Linked DNA regions of Homo sapiens: region 1 is linked to region 2. Evidence: chromatin loops called from intact Hi-C (ENCODE). Cell type or tissue: CD14-positive monocyte. All regions are shown on one strand. Links, peaks and the distances in the headings refer to the core of each region. The heading gives the core; the rest is flanking DNA. Region 1 has its middle 25 kb from the start of PIK3R5-DT. Region 2 overlaps PIK3R5 (phosphoinositide-3-kinase regulatory subunit 5).

Region 1 (5,372 bases), core at 68-5,067, 76 kb before region 2:
TTAAAACAAAGGGATCCTTGGATGTTTAGCTGAGGCTCAGGGAGGGGAAGCCCAGAAGTGGAATTAAACCCCAGGTCTCCAGGCTCTTGCCCTGATGCATGTTTTACTATGCTTCCCAGGAAGGTCATGAGGGAGGGACAGGGACAAGTTTGGGGTGAAAAGGAATAAACCTTGTTTTTTGAGACAGGGTTTCACTCTATCACTCAGGCTGGAATACAGTGGCTCAATCACAGCTCTCTGCGTCCTCCCCTTCCTGGACTCAGGCCATCCTCCCACCTCAGCCTTCCAAGTAGCTGGGCTAAATGTGTGTGCCACCACACCTGGCTTTTTTTTTTTTTTTTTTTGTAGCAATGAGGTCTTGCTATGTTGCCAAGGCTGGGAAATCAGACTCTTTCTTTAAAAAGGGAAAAAGAATCTGATTTGTAGGAGCAAACAGAGTCATGATGGGAGAAAGAAAGTGGAGTTGGTGTTTGGGTAAGTGGAGGCAAGGAGAGAAAGAATTTTATTCATTTTATCAATTTCATACCAATTATTAATAATAGCAAAATCTTACTTGGTACTTACTATGGGCCGGGTACTCTTCTAGGTGCTTTCTGTGTAGCATGTCATTTAACCCAAATAACAACCCTATAAGGTCAGGGCTATTATCTCCACTTGGGAGACGAGGAAACTGAGGCATGGATTCTAAATGACTCACCTAAAGTTAAACGGAACCTAAGTAAGTGGCAGGGTTGGGTTTTCTTTTCTTTGAGACAGAGTCTTGCTCTGTCACCCAGGCTGGAGTGCAGTGGCATGATCTCTGCTCACTGCAACCTCCGTCTCCTGGGTTCAAGCAATTCTCCTGCCTCAGCCTCCCGAGTAGCTGGGACTACCAGCTCATGCCACCACGCCTAGTTAATTTTTGTACTTTTTTTAGTAGGGATGGGATTTCAACATGTTGGCTGGGATGGTCTCAATCTCCTGACCTCGTGATCAAGGTCTCCCAAAGTGCCAGGATTACAGGTGTGAGCCACTGTGCCTGGTCGGGTCTGTCTGTCTTTCTCTTTTCTTTCTTTTGTTTCTCTTTCTTTCTTTCTTTCTTTCTTTCTTTCTTTCTTTCTTTCATTCTTTCTTTCTTTCATTCTTTCTTTCTCTTTCTTTCTTCTTTCTTTCTTTTCTTTTCTTTCTTTCTTTCTTTTTTCTTCCTCCTTTCCTTTCCTTTTTTTTTTGAGACGGAGTCTCACTCTGTCACCCAGGCTGGAGCTCACTGCAACCTCCACCTTCTGGGTTCAAGCAATTCTCCTGCCTCAGCCTCCCCAGTAGCTGAGATTACAAGCATGCGCCACCATGCCTGGCAAATTTTTGTATTTTTAGTAGAGATGGGGTTTCACCATGTTGGCCAGGCTGGTCTCAAACTCCTGGCCTCACGCAATCCACCCCACTGGACCTCCCAAAGTGCTGGGATTACAGGTGTGAGCCACCACGCCCGGCCTCAGGGGTGGGTTTTCTGATTCAAGTTGTCTGGAGTCTCCTTTGTCACTCTGTCACACTGCCCCTCGAGTGGTTTCAAAGCTGGCTCTCCTACCAGTGCAAGCACAAGGTGGGAATAGCAGACTCTTGCTGTTTTGCCTACAGAGGATGATGTAGCAATATCATCAAACTCTGCCCAGAAAGAAAGTTATTTCCACTCTCATCCTGAGAGGAATCAGGCAAGACATCTGTGAACGCTCGGCAGCTCTGACTACCACGGTGTCTCAGCCCAAGATTCAGGTAACTTGCAGACCATTATCCAATTCTGCTGGGCCCCCAATTATGGAGGGGAGAAAGGCTGGTGGCCCTCCTCAGGTTTCATCAGGACCTGCCTGGCTGCCCACCAACCACAGAAGGAAGCCGGGCAGGGCCTGAGGAGTCTGCTCAGAACCAGAGCCTGCAGTGTCTTGTGGGTTCTTGCTGGCCCCGATGGCCTAGAGTCAGGACTGTGGTTACTGCAAGGACCTAGGCTCAGGTGCTGTGAGTGGTACCCACTGGGCCGTACACCCCTCTGAGTGCTGGTGGTCAGAGGATTCACTGAGGAGGCCTCTGCATGAGTTATAGATGGTCACACCAAGAGTTGCACCTCCACTGTCAACAGGATGTGCTTGTGAGGGTTTGGAGGTGGCTGGGAGGCCAGGAGGAGATGTTCCAGGGCTGTGAGTTCTGAAGCCCGCCAGAGAAAAGGGCAAAGAGACTCAAGGAGTTCACCCTCTCTCCTCTGGAGGAGCAAACGCCTCTTCCTAAAATACCAGCACCCCCTAGTGGCAGTCGGTGTCCATTTACACCTCAGGGTTCTTAACCCGGAGTCCCTGAACTTTGAGAGGAAAAAGATATGCATCTAATTTTTCACTCATCTTCAACTGAAATTTAGCATTTCCATGAATAATCAATGTAGGCAACACATCACAGTAGTGTCAACAAACAGTACTTGTGATTTTGTCACCAATAAATTTACAGGTATTTTTTACATCACATTACAGCAGTTGGAGGTAACTCAAAATGTCATTTGCATCTGTCGCTATTTGGAAATTATGCCAGTTATTAGTTCCGCCACGAGATCGTGTTATTTAATGCATTAATAAAGAAGCACATTTATTACTAGATTTCCAATTTGATTTATTTATGTTAAAGCTGTAATATAATTGTTACGGTATAATTGGTTTCCTTTATAATCCTGCTTATTTTGTTTTACAGATTTAAAACATTAATCTGGCCGGGTGCGGTGGCTCACGCCTGTAATCCCAGCACTTTGGGAGGCCGAAGTGGGCGGATCACGAGGTCAGGAGGTCGAGACCATCCTGACTAACATGGTGAAACCCTGTCTCTACTAAAAATACAAAAAATTAGCCGGGGGTGGTGGCGGGCGCCTGTAGTCCCAGCTACTCGGGAGGCTGAGGCAGGAGAATGGCCTGAACCCGGGAGGCGGAGCTTGCAGTGAGCTGAGATCCCGCCACTGCACTCCAGCCTGAGCAAACAAAACAAAACAAAAAAAATAAAACATTATCCTGAAATGAGGTCCATGGGCTTTACTGGGCTGCCAAAGGGGTCCATGACTTAAAAATGGTGAAAGACCCTGCCTCAGAAGGAGCAGGTTTAATCAAATCTTCTTCTGCCACCAAGGCAGGCTCTGCAGTTGTGGGATTCAGAACAGCCCAGAACCAAGGAAAGTTGGGCTGGGGATGGGTGACAACGACAATGTTTTACCTTAGACTGATTATCTGTTGACCCAGTGGTTTGAATTGAGAGGCATCCTTATTCAGAACCCCTAAATCCTGCTGATGTTGGTGCACTGGGGAGGCAGCGGGACTTCTCCCAACGGGCAACAAATGTTGTCAGTGAGTTTGCCTTTTGAAAAAAATGGTAAAATACTATGGTGAGCCAGGGTGGAGTCTACTAGAACTAGGCAGTATCACCTTCAGGAAACAAAATGGTTTCTAGGTCAAAGAGGCGTATAACATTGTGTATGTTGATATAAAGAAAAAAGATGCCTACTTTTTTTTTTTTTTTTTTTTTTTTTTTTGAGATGGAGTCTCGCTCTGTCACCCAGGCTGGAGTGCAGTGGTGAAATCTTGGCTCACCGCAACTTCAGTCTCCTGGGTTCAAGCGATTCTCCTGCCTCAGCCTCCCCAGTAGCTGGAACTATAGGCTCGTGCCACCATGCCCAGCTAATTTTTTGTATTTTTAGTGGAGACGGGGCTTCACCGTGTCAGCCAGGCTGGTCTCCATCTCCTGACCTCATGATCCGCCTGCCTCAGCTTCCCAAAGTGCTGGGATTACAGGCGTGAGCCACCGCGTCTGGCCAAAAGATGCCTACTTTTAAAGAACATTAAAAATTCTTTTTACTGTAGACTGCAAATACATTTAGAAAGGGCACATAGCATGCATGTATGGTTTAATAAATAATTATAAAATTTGGAATGACCACCAGGAAATAAAATGCCACTCCCTCTCCCAACAAGCCTGCCATGGACTTCTCCCTGATCATAATGCTACCCCTTTCCAAGAGACTGCCACTCTCTGAACTTCTGTGGTTTCAACTTGTAGATTACTAATGAGATTGTGCATCTTTTTATAAGTTGATTGGCTATGAATTTTTTTTCTGTGAAATGCAAGTTTATGTCTTTTGCCTATTTTCTACTCAGATGTTTTCTTTAACTTATTGATTTATAAGAGTATCTTATCTATTTGGGGTGTTAAATGTCAGTTATATGTGTTGGAAACATATTCTCCAAGTTTAGGGTTTGTGGTTTTTTTGTGTGTGTGTGTTTTTTTTTTGAGATGGAGTCTTGGTCTGTTGCCCAGGCTGGAGTGCAGTGGCGTGATCTCGGCTCACTGCAAGCTCCACCTCCCGGGTTCACGCCATTCTCCTGCCTCAGCCTCCCGAGTAGCTGGGACTATAGGCGCCCACCACCACGCCTGGCTAATTTTTTTGTATTTTTAGTAGAGACAGGGTTTCACCGTGTTAGCCAGGATGGTCTTGATCTCCTGACCTCGTGATCCGCCCGCCTCGGCCTCCCAAGGTGCTGGGATTACAGGCGTGAGCCACCGTGCCCGGCCCTATGGGGTTTGTGTTTTTACATTTTGTTGTCGTTGGTGTTGTTGCCCAGGCTGGAGTGCAATGGCATGATCTTGGCTCACTGTAACCTCCGCCTCCCGAGTTCAAGTGATTCTCCTACCTCAGCCTCCCAAGTAGCTGGGATTACAGGCATGTACCACCATGCCCGGGTAACTTTGCATTTTTAGTAGAGAAAAGGTTTCTCCATGTTGGTCAGGCTGGTCTTGAACTCCTGACCTCAGGTGATCTGCCCACCTCAGCCTCCCAAAGTGCTGGGATTACCAGCGTGAGCCACCGCACCCGGCCTTTTCATCTGTATTTTCTTTTCAATGTTTTAAAGTTTTGTTTTTCACATTTAAGTATTTAATCCATCTGAGGAACTTCTGCTTTAAAGTAGAATGCAAGAAACTAGTGATAAGTTTCTGTTGTAACAGCTTGAAACACTAGATAAATTATAATAATTGTATTAGTCTGTTCTCACACTGCTAATAAAGACATAACTGAGACTGGGTAATTTATAAAGGAAAGAGGTTTAATGGACTCACAGTTCCACATGGCTGAGGAGGCCTCACAATCATGGCAGGAGGCAAAGGAGGAGCAAAGTCACATCTTACATGGATAGTGGCAGGCAAGAAAAGAGAATTTGTGCAGGGAAACTCCCCTTTATAAAACCATCAGATCTCATGAGACTTATTCACTATCATAAGAGCAGCATGAGAAAGACCTGCCCCCATGATTCATTATCTCCAACTGGGTCCCTCCCACAACACATGAGAATTATGGGAGCTACAATTCAAGATGAGAT
Region 2 (5,372 bases), core at 288-5,287:
GAACTAGAAAATGTATGTATGTGTATTAATCCAAGCACATACATCTTTTTAAAATTTTTCTATATGTATTTATCTGTATATACATTAAAAACCATGAGTTCATACTGATTCTTTCAAGTCTGGTCCAACTCCACAAGGTTCATTCCAGCCTTCCCCCTTCTTTATTTGTCACATCTTTCTTTAGCTCTTATTATCTATGGTTTATTCACTTATTTGTCTAATGCTAGTGTACACATAAAGAACTTTCAGATTTCTTTCTTTTTTTTTCTTTTTTTGACATGGAGTCTTGCTGTGTCACCTAGGCTGGAGTGCAGTGGCACAATCTCAGCTCACTGCAACCTCCGCCTCCTGGGTACAAGCAATTCTTCTGTCTCAGCCACCCGAGTAGCTGGGACTACAGGCGCACACCACCACACCTGGCTAATTTTTGTATTTTTAATAGAGACAGGGTTTCACCATATTGGTCAGGCCGGTCTTGAACTCCTGAACTCAGGTGATCCACCCGCGTTGGCCTCCCAAAGTGCTGGGATTACAGGCATGAGTCACCATGCCCGGCCCCGAACTTTTAGAATTTTTAACTCACATTCATATGAGAAACATATTTAATAACTGGAAAACAGTATTTGTCTATAGTTTTTATTTTTGACTTTGACCAGTATCCAGTCAAAGTACCATTTTACAAAGTTACTGAAGTTAGTGCTTTCATTCCCTATCCCCGTCAGTGTGGTTATGTTAGTAATTGATTATACAGTTAGGTTAATTTGTTATTGCTTGTCTCCCACTTTTGGTCCCCTGCCCCCATATTCTGGTTGATTTCGATTATTTATTTAATTTTGGGTATGTAAAATATCGCCATGGTTCTAAGCGTTAAAGCTATACACACAGATAATCCTCAGAGAAGTGCTGTTCCTCCCTCATCTCCAGTTTCATTCCTTGATCCTATCCACCCTTTTCTCACCTCCACCTCCCATAGTAACTAACCAATCTCCTTAATTTCTGGTGTATCCTTCCTGTGTTGGGAAGAATTCTTTTACTTAGGTCACGGTGGAGATTCTGCCTTATGAAGGCATGAGGAAGGGACTGGGGCAGAGAAGGGAGAGTCAAGCCTCGGAAGGTAAGAAGCAGGAGAGGGAGGAGTCATCCAGGACGGAAGCAGGCTGGGTCAGCCCAGGACTGCATGGGCCTAGAATATTCCAGAACACCAGGAAAGCAGTGTGGAGAGCCAGCCAGAACCTGGAGGCCCCCTCCATATGAGATGCAGGCCCTCTAACTCCTCCTTTCATTACTATTTAGAAACCCCCAAGAGGCTCTCCTCCCTGCCCCATCGTGGGCTGCCTTGGGAAGCTGGACCCAGGCAGACCCTACACCTCCTCTGACCAGCCCTGCACCAGAGGGAAGATGAGCCCTCCACATCATGGCATCCTGTCAACATGGGAAGAAAAAGTGGAAGCAGGACTGGCTCTCTCTGTGCCCTCTGGGGTCCCACCAACCCACCCCGACTCCAGGCCTTTCTGCCCCATGCAGGGTCCCCAGCAAGGACTATGAGTCCTCTTTGCTGGCTCAGAAGAGGAACTTGGAGATGGGGGAAGGCCCTGTTGTTGGATATTTCAACACCACCTCACCACTGGCAGGGGAATTGGTGGCGGGGGCGGGGGGGCGGGGGGCGGCATTCCCGGCAGCAGCTGGAATTTTACAATGGGAGCTCCTCTCAACAAGATAGGGAGGGGGCTTGGGAGGGTGATGCCAGGGAAGCCAGGCCCTGCTTGCCCAGCTTTTGAAAAAAGGCGTCATGCTGGGAGAGCGGGTGCCACTGTCTTCCCCCCTCACCTCTGCCCCAAAGCCGTGAGGTTCTGCTGACAAGTCATAAGAAACAGCTGATGACTGACTCAGACGGAAATGAGCGTGTCAAAGGGGTGGGTGGTGAGCCCGGTGTGCTGGGTTAACCCCCAGGGCAGCTCAGCTGAGGGTCCCCTGGCTGGGTTCCCTCTCCCCATCTCTCAGGCTCCCAGGGGCTAGTGGCTCAGGCAAGTCCTGCCTCTGAGAAGAACTTGGGGCGAGCTCGAGAAAGCCTTGGAATGCCGGGGAGGCTGGCACACCAGAATTCCACCAGTGCCTGAGGATATCCTGCCCTTCCGTGGAGAAGGCTTTGATGTGTCCCTTGAGCAGGGTGGGGTTGGGGGGAAGGGGCACACCGAGGCCAGGAGATGGGAAAGTCACAGGCGGCCCCAGAATGAGAAAGAGAAGCCATGGGCAGTCAGGCATTGGGTGCGGTGTGCTAGCAGCAGTCCTATGGCACTGTGTTCTGCCCCCTTAAGGACAGGAGTGTGCAGAAGTGGTGTTGGCTGAGAACATTCATTTGCATCTTGTGTTTGCATCCATTACAGTGTGGGACACGTAATGAGTGAGCAGGATGACTCACTCCTGCTTCATGGCATAACCAGCTTGGCCATCGCAGCAGGGGCTGGGCAGAGGGGTCTTAAAACCCAGATCACACGGTTCAGGACATGCTCCAGGCTAGAGACGCCTGGGCCCCGTGAGCCACCACGGTCATCACCGGTGGAGTCCGAGAGAGTGTTGCTCGGTATCCCCTCTGGCACACACTCCTGTGAGCCTTGGCCTTTTCTCTGGAGGATGCAGGGCTGTGCGGGGCAGCTGGTGTAGATAGATGTGGTGGGGCTCACAATCCCCAGCAACTGAGAGTCTAGATTTTCTTTTTTTTTTTTTTTTGAGACAGAGTCTTGCTCTGTCACCCAGGCTGGCATGATCTTGGCTCACCGCAACCTCCACCTCCCGGGTTCAAGCCATTCTCATGCCTCAGCCTCCCGAGTAGCTGTGATTACAGGTGTGCACCACCACACCCAGCTAATTTTTTGTATTTTTAGTAGAGACAGGGTTTCCCCATGTTGGCCAGGCTGGTCTCAAACTCCTGACCTCAGGTGATCCACCCGCCTCAGCCTCCCAAATTGCTGGGATTACAGACATGCCTAGCCTACCTCTTAAAGCAAAATCAAGTCTTCACTTGTTGAAGTAGAAACATGAATTGGTTTTAATTTTCTTCCAGTAACTGCCTCCGACTGTGCTGAGGGGCAATGTATTCTAGTGGTTGAAACCCCAGACCCCCTGGGTTTATACCCTGGCTTTGCCATCTCCTAGCTGTGTGACTTTAGGCAAGCTGTTTAACCTCTCTGTGCCACCAATTTCCCATCTTTAACCTGCCCCATCCAGCTTCCTACAAAATTGGTCCAGCCTTCAGCCTCCTTCTGATAGGTTTCCCTCATGCTGCTGGCAGCCCTCTAGAAAAGTAACAACAAACCGGCTCAGGCCCCACGTTTGTTCCACCCCTCACCCCAATCTGGAGCTGCTGACTTGTCCAACAGTGGGTCTGCAAGATGCCCCCTCTGCCCCTTGTCTCAGCCCTGCCATGGCTCACAGGCAGCACCGGAGCAGGCGAGCGAGTTTGCCGGCTGAGTAGATAGTGACCCGAGGAACAAAGGGCAGCATCCTCAGCTTTGGGCATCCCAGTCTGTGTCAGGACTTCTCTGAAAGCCCTCTGCCCTCAGCTTTGCGGAGAGAAGGAAGGATCTTCCAGATGGGCTGACAACCCTTTTTCTCTTCCCAATCTTATGACAGGGATTGGCGGGTCACTGTGCTGGTTCTGGACTGACACCTCCCAGCAAGCCCACCAGAGTGGCTGCGCCCACGTCCTTGACAATACTCCGTGGCTCTTAGAACTTTAGAATGCAGAGGATTTAGCAACTTTTGTCCCTAGAATTGGGTCTCAGCCACAATTTGAAAATAAAAAGTCCTCCCTGATCCCCTTGTCTGTTTATACCAGTGTCAACTCTCTCCCAGCTGCCTCGAACAAGTCCCTTATCCTTCCTGGACCTCAGCCTCCCCTTCTGTAAAATGAGGGACTTGCTGGGGAGGCCTCTGAGCTCCCTCCAAGAACCTGCTCTGGGGGTAACCTGGGAGAAATCAGCCTGTGAGAACAAAGGGTCGCTGTCACATCTGGGCCAGCTGTTCATGCCCCAGGCTCATCCATGTGAAGGTGTCTGGTGTTCTACCTCCTCCAGCAGGTGCCGTTAGCCCTGAGCTGGAATAGGACCCACCTCCAGAGGGTCTTGTGGTCGGGCTGCCATGGGAGGCAGAAAGATGAGGCCTCATCACAGGTGTCAGTCCCCACAGATGCTCATCCATGCCAGGTGCCAGCACAATCCCAGGTCAGGGAGGGGTCTGCCCGGTCTGGCTCAGGGTCAGTGGACTCACGACCTGAGCTACCTGTGGAGGTGTTAAACAGAAGATCCAAAGGCAACTGTAAAAGTCACATGGAAGGGCCTCAGGATGTCTTTGGGCATCCAGGTGCTGCTAATGGACACACCCAAGGTCTTGAGTCACCAATGAAAGGTTTTCTTCTTTTTGTTTTCTTTTTGAGATGGAATCTCGCTCTGTCACCCAGGCTGGGGTGCAGCGGTGTGATCTCGACTTACTGCAACCTCCGCCTCCCGGGTTCAAGCGAGTCTCCTGCCTCAGCCTCCCGGGTAACTGGGATTACAGGTGCCTGCCACCACGCCTGGCTAATGTTTTAAAATATTTTTTAGTAGAGATGGGGTTTCAAGATGTTGGCCAGGCTGGATTCGAAATCCTGACCTCAAGTGATCCGCCCACCTTGGCCTCCCAAAGTGCTGGGATTACGGGCATGAGCCACCGCACCCAGCCACCCGTGAAAAGTTTTCTGAACTCAGCTCTTCACCTCCACAGCCAGAAGGCATGGGACCTAATGGGTTAGTCTTTGTCCTGGGCCAGCCCGGCGCCCTGGCATATACTCCTGGGTCCAGGTTCTCAGCAAGCTAATTCCTGCACCCAGACTGTGGCATGGGCTGGCTCCCCTTTCTCCAATACTCTTCCCCCTCATTTGCCCTGGCTTCCTCATCCAGCTTAAATGTCCCTTCTTCAGAGAGGCCTCCCTGACCCCCCAACACCCTGGAGGGGGGTCCCCACTTGTCCCACTCCCAGCACCATCCTTTACAGCATGTTTCACTTCTTGGAATCACGTCTTTGTTTGCTCCATTGCTCAGTGTCTGTGTCTCCCACCAAGGAGCACAGCTGCTTGGTTCACTGCTGTCTCCTCTAGTCTCCTCTAGTGCCTGGCACATGGCAGACAGTCAGTGAACCCGTGATGGAACCAAGGTGCGTGTGCCGCTTCCTGCGTGCCCACTGCTGCACTGTCCGGCTTTGGAATGCATAGCCTACCACAGACACTGTGAAAGGATGCTGGAGAGCTCACAAAGGGCTTAGTTTTCACTTGGCGAGTGGTGCCTCCCAGGCTGGGGAGGCAGGAGGATTTGCCTGTGTGGGGCCTCCGTAAGCTGAAT

Evidence for each region. Hi-C counts contacts between places; a loop is a spot of excess contacts. Peaks named below come from ENCODE experiments on the same cell type or tissue, not always from the same donor. Only the 100,000 strongest peaks of a DNase experiment are listed, where the experiment ranks them.
Region 1: it touches region 2 in a loop (2.8-fold over the local background); 4 of 110 quality-filtered maps call a loop at or near these places.

The regions. Positions count from the first base shown.
Region 1 is chr17:8,988,605-8,993,976 of GRCh38, reverse strand. No RefSeq gene overlaps it. Among named protein-coding and RNA genes, the nearest start is that of PIK3R5-DT, 25 kb to the right of the region's middle. RefSeq lists enhancers at 1,955-2,004, 2,115-2,184. In CD14-positive monocyte, for the core only: CTCF peaks have their summits at 2,083 and 2,284 (motif pointing left); a DNase peak (open chromatin) is centred at 2,256.
Region 2 is chr17:8,912,769-8,918,140 of GRCh38, reverse strand. The region is part of intron 1 of PIK3R5 (phosphoinositide-3-kinase regulatory subunit 5); the gene reads left to right. Among named protein-coding and RNA genes, the nearest start is that of PIK3R6, 48 kb to the right of the region's middle. RefSeq lists silencers at 1,748-1,817, 2,248-2,297. In CD14-positive monocyte, for the core only: CTCF peaks have their summits at 2,102 and 2,303; DNase peaks (open chromatin) are centred at 1,580, 1,880 and 2,380; H3K4me3 peaks cover 404 bases; H3K27ac peaks cover 4,951 bases.